Linked DNA regions of Mus musculus: region 2 is linked to region 1. The links are chromatin loops, found by intact Hi-C in ENCODE. Cell type or tissue: gastrocnemius. All regions are shown on one strand.

Region 1 (5,000 bases):
AGTCTGTGGGGTTTGAGGTATTGTGAAAATATGTTTTCAAAGGTCCCCTGTGCATTTCTCACTGGGCCTGGAAGGGTTAAGTCTGAGCACCCAAGTGTTATGGAAAGTGCTGAGAGTTGGTTATGTCCTCTGTCTGTAATGTCACAGGAAAAACAGTGGCACCTGCATTACCCCTCATTGACTCAGGAACGACAAAAAAGTATTAGTAAGCAAAGCTCAAGAAATGAGTATCTCTGCTGATACCATTTCAGTGTTTTTCCTTCATTCCCTGGACATTCTTGATTTCAAAAACAAACTGTACAGCCCAAGGCACTAGGGTTGGAGTCCAATGTTTATTCAAAAAGGCACCCTGAAGCCATGAGGAAGACTGTGCTACATATGAGAAAAGAAATAAGGGGTGGGGGCAGGTGAGTAGCTAAGCTGTTTCAGGGATGGCAGCAGCAATTGTATTTTCTAGCATTTGTTTTCTGGGAGCCTATGAGATCCACGGAAAGAATCATGAGGGGGAACCCAAGAGTCTAGGGTGTTGTGGCTTGCTTGCTTTACAAGGAGCAAGGCAAACTGCAGTAACAGTTTAGGAGACTGCATTCTCTACTGCCAAGGAGACAGCTGATTTGGGGTAGAGAAATTTGTTTAGACCTAAACAAATGTGGCGGTTTTGTTGACTAAACATGGAAAGAAAGAAAGAAAGAAAGAAAGAAAGAAAGAAAGAAAGAAAGAAAGAAAGAAACAAAGAAAGAAAGAAAGAAAGGAAGGAAGGAAGGAAGAAAGGAAGAAAGGAAGGAAGGAAGGAAGGAAAGAAAGGAGAGAGAGAAAGAAAATCGGGGGTGTTGCCTTCAAACACTCCTCTAATAGGGAGGGAAAAAAAAGAATCTCATGAAAATGTATCACATGAGGAGCGCTTGCTTCAGTTCCAAGCTGAGTCTGGGGCTACTTGGAAACCATTTCTTAAAGCACACACATTTTAGGCAAGGGTGTAGTTACTGTGTCAGTAACAGGGGATCTTTGCTATTTGCCTGTTTTGGATGGAAAATAAATTTAAAAAAAAAAGATTGCAGGAGATTTGAGTTATTATGTGAGCAGGGCTCCGGTTTAGAGTTGGTGGCATTCAAAGCTGGCTTCAGTCACAGTGTGATGCTTGAAGCCTCCCAAAGGCCAAGTGTTTCCTTTTCTTTCTTCTATTTTTTTTTTCCTCTCTCTCTAAGCGTTACTTCACTGAGGCAGAGGGCTGCCTTGGAGTGACGTCAGGAGTTTGTGCAGCAAGCTTGCACAGGAGAAGGGAGGCTGGGTGAGTGACAGCCCAGCCTACTTTTTAATAGCTTTGTCATGTGACTGGGGACTGTAGTAAGACAGGTGCCTTCAGTTCACTCTCAGTAAGGGGCTGGTTGCCTGCATGAGTGTGTGCTGTGTGTCAGAGTGGATTGGAGTTGAAAAAGCTTGACTGGCGTCATTCGGGAGCTGGATGGCTTGGGACATGTGCAGCCAAGACTCTGTATGGAGTGACATAGAGGTGAGCTGGGGCTGAGTATTGCAGGACCGGAGCTTCTCTCAGATGCAATGATTCCTGGAGGGGGGGGGGGATGGGCTAGGGGAGAGGAGGGGACATAGAAAGTGGCTCAGCGGGAGCTTTTGGAGGGGGAAATCTCCATCTTATCTTAACTCCAATAAGTTTGCTATTTTAAGGTGGCTCGGAGATGCCTTGAGCAAATCAAAGCTTAGCTGCTGTCATCAGTATCTGTAGCAGTTAGAAACTCTTTCCATGTGCCTTTGGCTCTGTTTCTACTCATATGCAATATTTATGCTCTAAGATATTGATATGAATCAGGAGCTGAAGTCTTTCCAGTGTTCAGTGGCCTGCTTGGAAAAATGCCATTTCTATTTATAAGAAAATGAAGATAAACATTAAAATGAATTGTGTTAAAAAGAGAGTCCGTTTTGACTCTCGTCAGGATTTATCTTTTCCGCCCTCCTCTCTCTGTTCATTAAACAGAGAATTTACAAGACCCTAAATATTCCTGCTGGGTCTGAGTTAGGTTGCTTTTCCCACAGAACACAAAACGACAGTGCTGTTTCCTTTAAAACACTTGTGTGCGGCTGAAAGGGTTGGCTAGCGAGTTAAAAAAAAAAAAAAAAATCCCAGCCTTAAGAGACCAAAGCTTTCTGTTTGCTTCTGTGGCGAGAAACCGAACGGTTAAATCTCTCTACCACGGAGAGCTGCCTGAAGCCGGGAGAGAATGGAGTTTATGCAGACCGTGTGTGGAGCAGCTCACTGCTTGTGTAAAAATAGACCGCAATACATCAATTCCACAGTCTCTGCTGGCTACAATTCATACAGGGGAGGAAAAAACACAAGCAGTTTCCCCGTAATCTCTGGAGTCTAGCTGGGGCCAGAGGACTTCAGCGTGTTTGCATTCAGTACAATGGAATGTTCTCGGGGAAAGTTTGAGCAAGTTGGAAAACAAGTGAAACTTTTGTGGACTCTGGTGAGATGGACCCGAATTGAATTGCGCGGAGGATCGGAGCTGCTAACTAACAATGGTGCTTCCTCCCGGTAGCGGGGGCACGTAGGGTAAGGGGGAGGGTCAAGTGCCACACGTGATTTGATTAAATAAGATGTCCGTGTGGTGCAGTGATACACATCTAAAGTGAAAATGATTTGGCGAGGCCGCCTGCGAATGCATTTTTCCTATCTAGCCAGGCGTGCCCTGGGTCCTTAACTCTTTGCTGGGTCTGCAGATGTTGGCTCCGTTTGCTTTCCCTAGGCTTTGGCAGATCGGATTTGCAGGTTATAATTATTGTTATCTTGTGATTTCTTGGCAAGGCAGAATAGATATAGATAATTCATGTGTCCCTTGGCTATTGAAGTCAGAGTTCTAAGTGGATTCAAAGTCCTAATTGTTGGAGTAGCCAGCGTAACCCGTGGGTGGTTGTCTGGCTGGCACCATAGCTCTCTTCGAATCACTTTCATTTTTACCTCTTGGATCGTTCCGAAACTGCTCAGAGACTGAAGAGCTGTGATCTAAAGGAGATGAGGAAGATTTGCCTTAGTCAGAATTCCTGTGATTGTTTGCAAATAAACGCCATAGCCATTTATAACCATGGCTTTAAGTTTGTTCTTTCTTTGTTTTTCTTAAGGAGTTGGGGATAGGGGCTCAGCGTCCAGCCTTAGATTGAGTCTCAGTTAGTGCGGCATAGTAGACAGCCAGCTGCTAGAAACCCGTGCCTTCGAGCCTGTGGCTCTGGGAATCATTCCTGCCTGTCGAAATATTACAAGCAGCAGGTAGTGTGGGCAGCTTCCATTTTTTTGAATCATTAATGCTTGCTGTCATCTTCAAACCTATTATGTCCTTTCACACATAATGACAGGACAGTGTATTGGTTAATAAAAACCCAAACCACCAGAGCTACTCAGAGTCTCCTGGTATTTCACAGCTTAATGGAGGGGATGTACAATAAGGTTACTAAGATTGATAGAGACAGATCACCTGACACTCTTCACGAAGACTGTCATTCTTACCTGCCTCCATACCTCCCAGTTCAACTACTGTTTTTATCACAAGTTAAGTTTCTGTTTTTTATTAATTTAATTAAGGCTGCCAAGTCCACTGACTCTCTCTTCTCTCTCTCTTTAAAATTTACCATCAATGGCACCAAAATCTCTGAAAGGTTAATGGAGAATTATACTTAATTATAATGAATCATTATCATCCATGCAGTTAAGCTAATTTATTGTCTGCTTCTTAACTAAGGGAAAAGACTGTCTGTTGGGGTGAAATAACATACAATAATTAGCCTTTTGTGTTTAGAGATTGTGTTGGCCTCTTAAACCTTATTGTAAAAAACGAAGGCTACAGTTGTGAAATTGCTTTCAGAGTTGCAAAGTGGCTGTAGGGTATCTGTGTAATTGAGGCAGGACACACCTGTTACAGATGCACAGGGCAGCCATCAATATCAGCATGTCAGACAAGGACAGGTACTCGGCTCAGTCTGATAGGTCTGGCGTTGTCCAAGTCCAAATATGAATTAATCACAGAAGAAATTGCTTCTACGAATGTGTTTTTGATAAGTAGGATCATGCCACAGTCAGAAGCACTGATTTGATCAGAATGTCAACACTGGCAAGCATAAACACTATTTTGAGCATAGTGCAAGAGTAAGCATGAATACACACACATACACACACACACACACACGATTGGGAGAGGGTGGGTGAGGGAGGGAAAGCAAAATAGAGAATGCTAAAACAAATTAACTTTATGTGTTCAGTGGTTGTCAGAAGTTATACTCAAATACATATTTTTTTTTCCTTGAAGGTTAAAGGTTCTTTAAACTAGTCTCCCTTAGAGAGAGTGGTTAAAGAAAAATGGCAGAAAACTATCACCCAGAAAGCCATGCCTTCCGAGCTCTAGAAGTACCAGAGGCACACTGGGCTGGCTTCTGCTTTAGCTTTCCTTTGGATGCTCATTTTGGTTGTGGTTCTTCACTTTGTTTTTAAAGGAATCCTCCACCCATGACATCCTGTGTGTTGTTTGTTGACAAAGTTCTCCCCTCATCTCTGTGCTGACAGTTGAGGAAGAGTTAATAAAAAGGGGTTGTGCTCTGGGGATGTGTAGTGTGGATAAAAATGGAGCCTTGGGATTGTTACACCCATAACAAAACACTAACTCTATCTGGACAAGATCTACTCTTTATAGTCAGACTTCCACTTACAAACCTAGCTAGGTTTTCTGATCTCTAATTTTGGGCTCACTCAGATGTTACAAAGAAAATCCCAACGGGAAGAGAATGAATGCAGCTCTCTCTTGGTGTGGTTATGTGCCTGCCTTTGGGGATCCTCTGGGGCCTGGTGGTCTAGTGGGCAAAGCGCCATGATATGCAGACTCTCTTCCCTGTCTCCTTTCCCTGTGCCTCCTCCTCAGAGTGTAGCTTCAGATCACACTGCTGCATTCGGACTGTGTAATACAGTCTGCCAGGGATGACAGGGGAGCTCCAGAAATAAA
Region 2 (5,000 bases), 60 kb after region 1:
CGCTGTGAGCGAAAGCGAAGCGTTAAGGGGTACTTAAGAGAGTTGTGAATACTGGGCTTCAGCAGCCAGTGGTAAATTAAGGTTTAAAGTAGCTTTTTTTTTTTCCCTTTCCTCACAGTAAAGGCGCTGTAGGGTCTTGTTAGTTACATGTTGCTGAGTAGGAACATCGGGATGTAGGAGAAATGAAATAAAAAGCTGCATAAATGACATTTAGGAATTTTAAATGTAATTTTCTCCCTTGTTCTGCAAACAATTATTCACAGCTCATAGATCCAGTACACTTAGACTGAGCACTCCGCCGAAAAAAATCTCATCTCTTCAGAAAACCTATATCCTTGCTGATAAGGTTCACTTCACTAATTTTAGCTTTCTTTATGCCTTGTTTTTAAGACCGAGAATTCATGGAGCAATAAAGCGAAGAGCATTTGTCAACAGCAAAAGCCACAAAGACGTCCCTGCTCAGAGCTTCTCAAGTATCTGACCACAAACGATGACCCTCCTCACACCAAACCCACAGAAAACAGGAACAGCAGCAGAGACAAATGTGCTTCGAAAAAGAAGTCCCATACACAACCGCAGTCGCAACATGCTCAAGGTAGGCCGGTCCAAGAAGAGCGAGCAGCCAGCAGGGGCGCTGAACACAGGGGTGAAGTTTCAACACAGGGACCCCACGCTTCATCCCATCTCTGTTTGTGTGAGGCAAGGGGAGGGACGGGGTGTGAAGGTCTTCCACGGACACAGGTTAATCATTGCATCCCGTTCAGCTGATGGGTAGCATGAGAAATGAGCTCTAAAGACACCTGGATTGTTAGCTGGGTGGAGTAGGGCCGCTGGGATCACAATACCTTTGAGGCTTATCTGGATTACTGAGATCATTGACTGTTAAGTGCGATCGTTTGCCAGTTCTTTGTGGGGCTCTTTGATTTTCCCTTTCCAGTCATGGAAAAATGAGACACTGGACATCTCCATCTACCCCGAGAAGCAGGAAATAGCATTACGTAGTCTCTCTGATTAAATGCATTCTCAGTTTACTTTTTTTAAAGCTATTATTTTATTTACTTATTTAATTTTTTACTTAAGTTTATGCGTATTGCTATGGGGGGGGGGTGTCAGATCCCCTGGAACTGGAATTATAGACAGTTGGGAGCTGACAATTGAACCTAGGAATTGAACCTGGATCCTCTGGAAGAGCAACCAGTGCTCTTAACCACTGAGCCATCTCTCCAGACCACCTGCTATGCTCACAGATTTTTTTTTTTTTTACTTTGCATATAAGAATTTTGGAAATTTCTGATTTCCTCTGCCTTGTGTATTTAGAAAATATTACATAGATTAAAGAAAACACCTGGGTTGATCTTTATTAGTCCCATATGTAGCCAGGAGGCTGGTGCTTCCAAGGCACATTCGGTGATTTGGGGCAAATCTCTCTTGGCAGAGAAACACTTTTTCTCTCTCACCTCTTCCTATTCCAAATGTTGAAGTCCGGGAAGCATAGAGTTTGATGAAAGTAATTGTTTCTTTAAAAAGATGCCAGCTTCTGCTTACTACCTGGAATCATGTCCTAGAAGCAGACATATTCTGTAGTAGCTACAAACATGCCTCTCGTGTGTTTCCGGTTCTCTAAACTACAGCTTCAGGGTTTTAAGTAGACCCTGTCTTGTTTGAAGTGTGATCATTTCATACAGATTTGCTGCTGCTGCTGCTGCTTAGGAGATGATGATGATATTTTTTTGATATTTAAAAACATTTATGCAGTTGAATAGTCATTGTAGGCTAAGGAAACAGCAGCAACATGTCAATATTTTCATAATTAATATAAAACCTAGCAAAGGTGACAGAATAATTGACAGCACATTTTCGCAGAAAATTACCAAACTATTCAGTGTCATAAGAAAGAATGAGAGAAGATTATTAGTTAAGACTTCTTTCTTAGCTCTGGCCCTCCAGTCCTCAAATGTGAATGGAAAAAGAAGGTAACAGTTTTATTCATATGCCCCCAAATGCCAAATATTATTATATAATTCTTAAAGTTTTAATGAGTTGAATAAATTTGTACTTTTAAATAATTTTTTTTCTTGGGGTTTGTAATTCCTCTGCCCTCCTACTTTAGAGTACTTTAAGGAATTTTCCTTTAATATTTTTAATTGGCTCTCCATTAGATTTTTTTGTGTTTGTTCTTTCCTTGTCGGATGTGTCAAATTTGCTGTTCATCTCTTCCTGTCACTTTGGTGAACTAAGTGTCACTAAATGGACCAAATGCCCTTACGGCTTTGCCTGCCAGGATTGGCTACCGATCACACTCTCCATCATTTGTGTGTTGGTTTTGTTTTAGTAGACAAATTGATGATGTTGGAGGCCCAGGAAAAGGAGCCCACTGAACTTGATCTAGTGAGTGAGTGAAGTGTCCAAGGCTCCTCCTGATCAATTCACCATGCGCCATTCATTTCCTGGAGCTGAACTGAGAGTTTTAGGCTCTTTGAAATCCCATGTTCAGGAACCTGGTCAATAAGCATGTAGTTTAAAGTTCTCTCTCTCTCTCTCTCTCTCTCTCTCTCTCTCTCTCTCTCTCTCTCTCTCTCTTTCTCTCCTGTATTCTTTTAGATTTTGAGATTTTCTTAAAGTTCACCAACTAGTAAATATTACTGTAAACTTTTACAAATGATGGCATTGAACAATTAAATAGGTTCCTGGAAGATGGAATCTCTGAGGGAGACAGGCAATATGCAGATTTTTTTTAAAGTAAAAATTTGTGGCAAGTCCTAAAAGGCTCATCACAGAGCAAAGCCTGCTGATTCAAACAGAAAAGAAATGCCATAGTTGTTAGAAGCCTGGGAGAAATGAAGCCTGGCATGCTATTAATAACCAATAGGTGCTTACTCTCCAAGATTAGTTAAGTTATTCAAAATTAGAAAGTAGAACTCACACAAACAGTCAGAGATCATTTGATGAGAATGGTTAGGTGACTTTCTTTCCGTGTTCTAGGTGTGTGTCCCTGATTGGGCTTTTGATCTACTCTTTGTTGTACTATGGCATCATGAATTATTTAGTTCCTCATGCTAATTGCCTAGTTGATAGTGTGTGCTGAGTATCATCTATTCACTCAAAAATAGCATCTTCATGAAGCATAATGTGAGGGTCCTAGCACCCTGTGGTCAGGCAGTGCTTGTAAATGAACTTAGTGGCCCTCATGAGATAACCTGTGTGTTCCAATCTTCAAGTCAGGGTTCTAGTCTGAGGGTGGCCGCAGGACTAAACCCTTTGAGCACACTTTTCATTACCTACTTGCCTCTTCTGGCTTTGAGCTTGCTTGTGGCCAGTTCTTCTCCTCTGTTGCTTTGGGCTTCCCTGTACCTAGCTATCTGGATTTTTGAAACATTTGTATAAGCATTTAACGTGCCTTTTCTACATCTCTATTTCTGCTTTTCAATGTGCATTTATTGTGTGATTTAAAAGTTCGTTGATCCTTATTGGATGATATTTTCTATAGAACCTGTGTAAATTATCCTGGCTATTAGAGAAATACCATAAAAGTGAGTAAAATTTGTTCATAAATTCATTCTTTTTGAAAGGCTGATTAAATTAGGCATACTCAAAAATTAATGTACAATCAGCTCATCTATCTGTATATATGTAAAAGCCAATTAATCAATGTACCTAATTTGTAGAAGACAGCGTGAGCTTCATATTTCTGGATGCACATCGGATAGATGATATACTTACTATTCAATTGTTTAAAAACTAAGTCCTAGTCCACAAATTAAATATGTAAATACTATTTTTCCACATAAAGTACCTTATTCCAGACTAATTTGGACATAAATAATATTTTTACATTGCAAAGGACCTTAATTACTAGGGTTGATTAACTTACTTTAAAGTGCATTAAATTTAATTCCTTTTGATAATAGGAGGAAGGAAATATCGGAGTACCTAAATCTGGCAAGAATCCATTTTATGGTCCTGTAGGCATCATTTAGCATCTTTGTGTCTCAGAGTATTCAACCGTAAAGTAAGAAACTATTGTAGAGACTCTTTGTTTCAAATCTATGATCTTCATTTCACATGTAACTAACTACCTCTTGACTTTCTGAAAGTAGTTAACAGAAAAAAAAAAAAGACAAAAGCTTACATGCATACATCTCCATAGATAAGCATATATATACATAATATATTTCCCATCATCTATATTCTTCCCACTCAAATTAGAGGGCTGACATGGAGGAGCAGTTAACCTATCAGAATGGGAAGTTTCCTACTCATGTATTTCTTGTTGAGAAAAGACATTGAAGGGAGTGAGATCAGGTGACACTTAAGGAGAGAATGGAATAGTGAGCTTTAGAAAAATATCCATTGATCTTTTAACTGAAAACTAGGATGTTTTCTGTTGTCTATCAGATTTGGGATGCAAACTCCATTTAAGCCATCTGGGTCAATGGCGACAATTTGTCATCATCGCTCAACTAATTTTCCGTGAATAGAATGGTTATTACTTGGGCCTTAGTCATCTCATAGAAATTTCCTATTCTCAGAGCTAGATATAAAACTATACGTTTTAGGAGTAAAATCAACTGAATATTCATAACGATCTGTCACCTTGTAGTTAGTCTGCTGTTTCCTTGTCTAAACAAACCGTGTACTGATTCCAAATTAAAAAACAGAAAACAATATTTCTCTTTGATGGTATGATGCAAATTTTGTGTCCTTCTCGAGATGATGCATTTGTTGGAAAACTCTGTGTTTGTATATGTTGTCTAATGCTATTGTACTGATTCAAATGTTGTTTGGAGTTTATTTTAGCATAAGAGACTGTAATCTGACTTTTAGCCAACATTCTGGGGTTTCCTTAGTCTATTCTTCCAGTTGCCTAGTTGTTTCCTACTTAAATATAGCAGAAAGTCGATCTGAAAAAGACTCAATATTTTATAATTAGTTTCTTCTTCTTTCCTTTAGCCAAACCAACAACTTTATCTCTTCCTCTGACCCCAGAGTCACCAAAGTAA

What was found. A loop is a pair of places that touch in the nucleus more often than their neighbours do. Peaks named below come from ENCODE experiments on the same cell type or tissue, not always from the same donor. Only the 100,000 strongest peaks of a DNase experiment are listed, where the experiment ranks them.
Region 2: a loop joins it to region 1, with 2.4 times the contacts of the local background. A loop is called at or near these places in 1 of 42 quality-filtered maps.

Annotation. Positions count from the first base shown.
Region 1 is chr5:51,550,245-51,555,244 of GRCm38, reverse strand. It overlaps Ppargc1a (peroxisome proliferative activated receptor, gamma, coactivator 1 alpha), which reads left to right and starts at 1,324. Exons shown (of 13, transcript NM_008904.2): 1 at 1,324-1,510. The coding sequence starts at 1,463. In gastrocnemius, no CTCF peak of the experiment used is centred here; DNase peaks (open chromatin) are centred at 1,297, 2,296 and 2,566; H3K4me3 peaks cover 3,820 bases; H3K27ac peaks cover 4,758 bases.
Region 2 is chr5:51,490,196-51,495,195 of GRCm38, reverse strand. It overlaps Ppargc1a (peroxisome proliferative activated receptor, gamma, coactivator 1 alpha), which reads left to right. Exons shown (of 13, transcript NM_008904.2): 5 at 391-595; 6 at 4,951-4,996. Among named protein-coding and RNA genes, the nearest start is that of Ppargc1a, 61 kb to the left of the region's middle. In gastrocnemius, no CTCF peak of the experiment used is centred here; no DNase peak of the experiment used is centred here.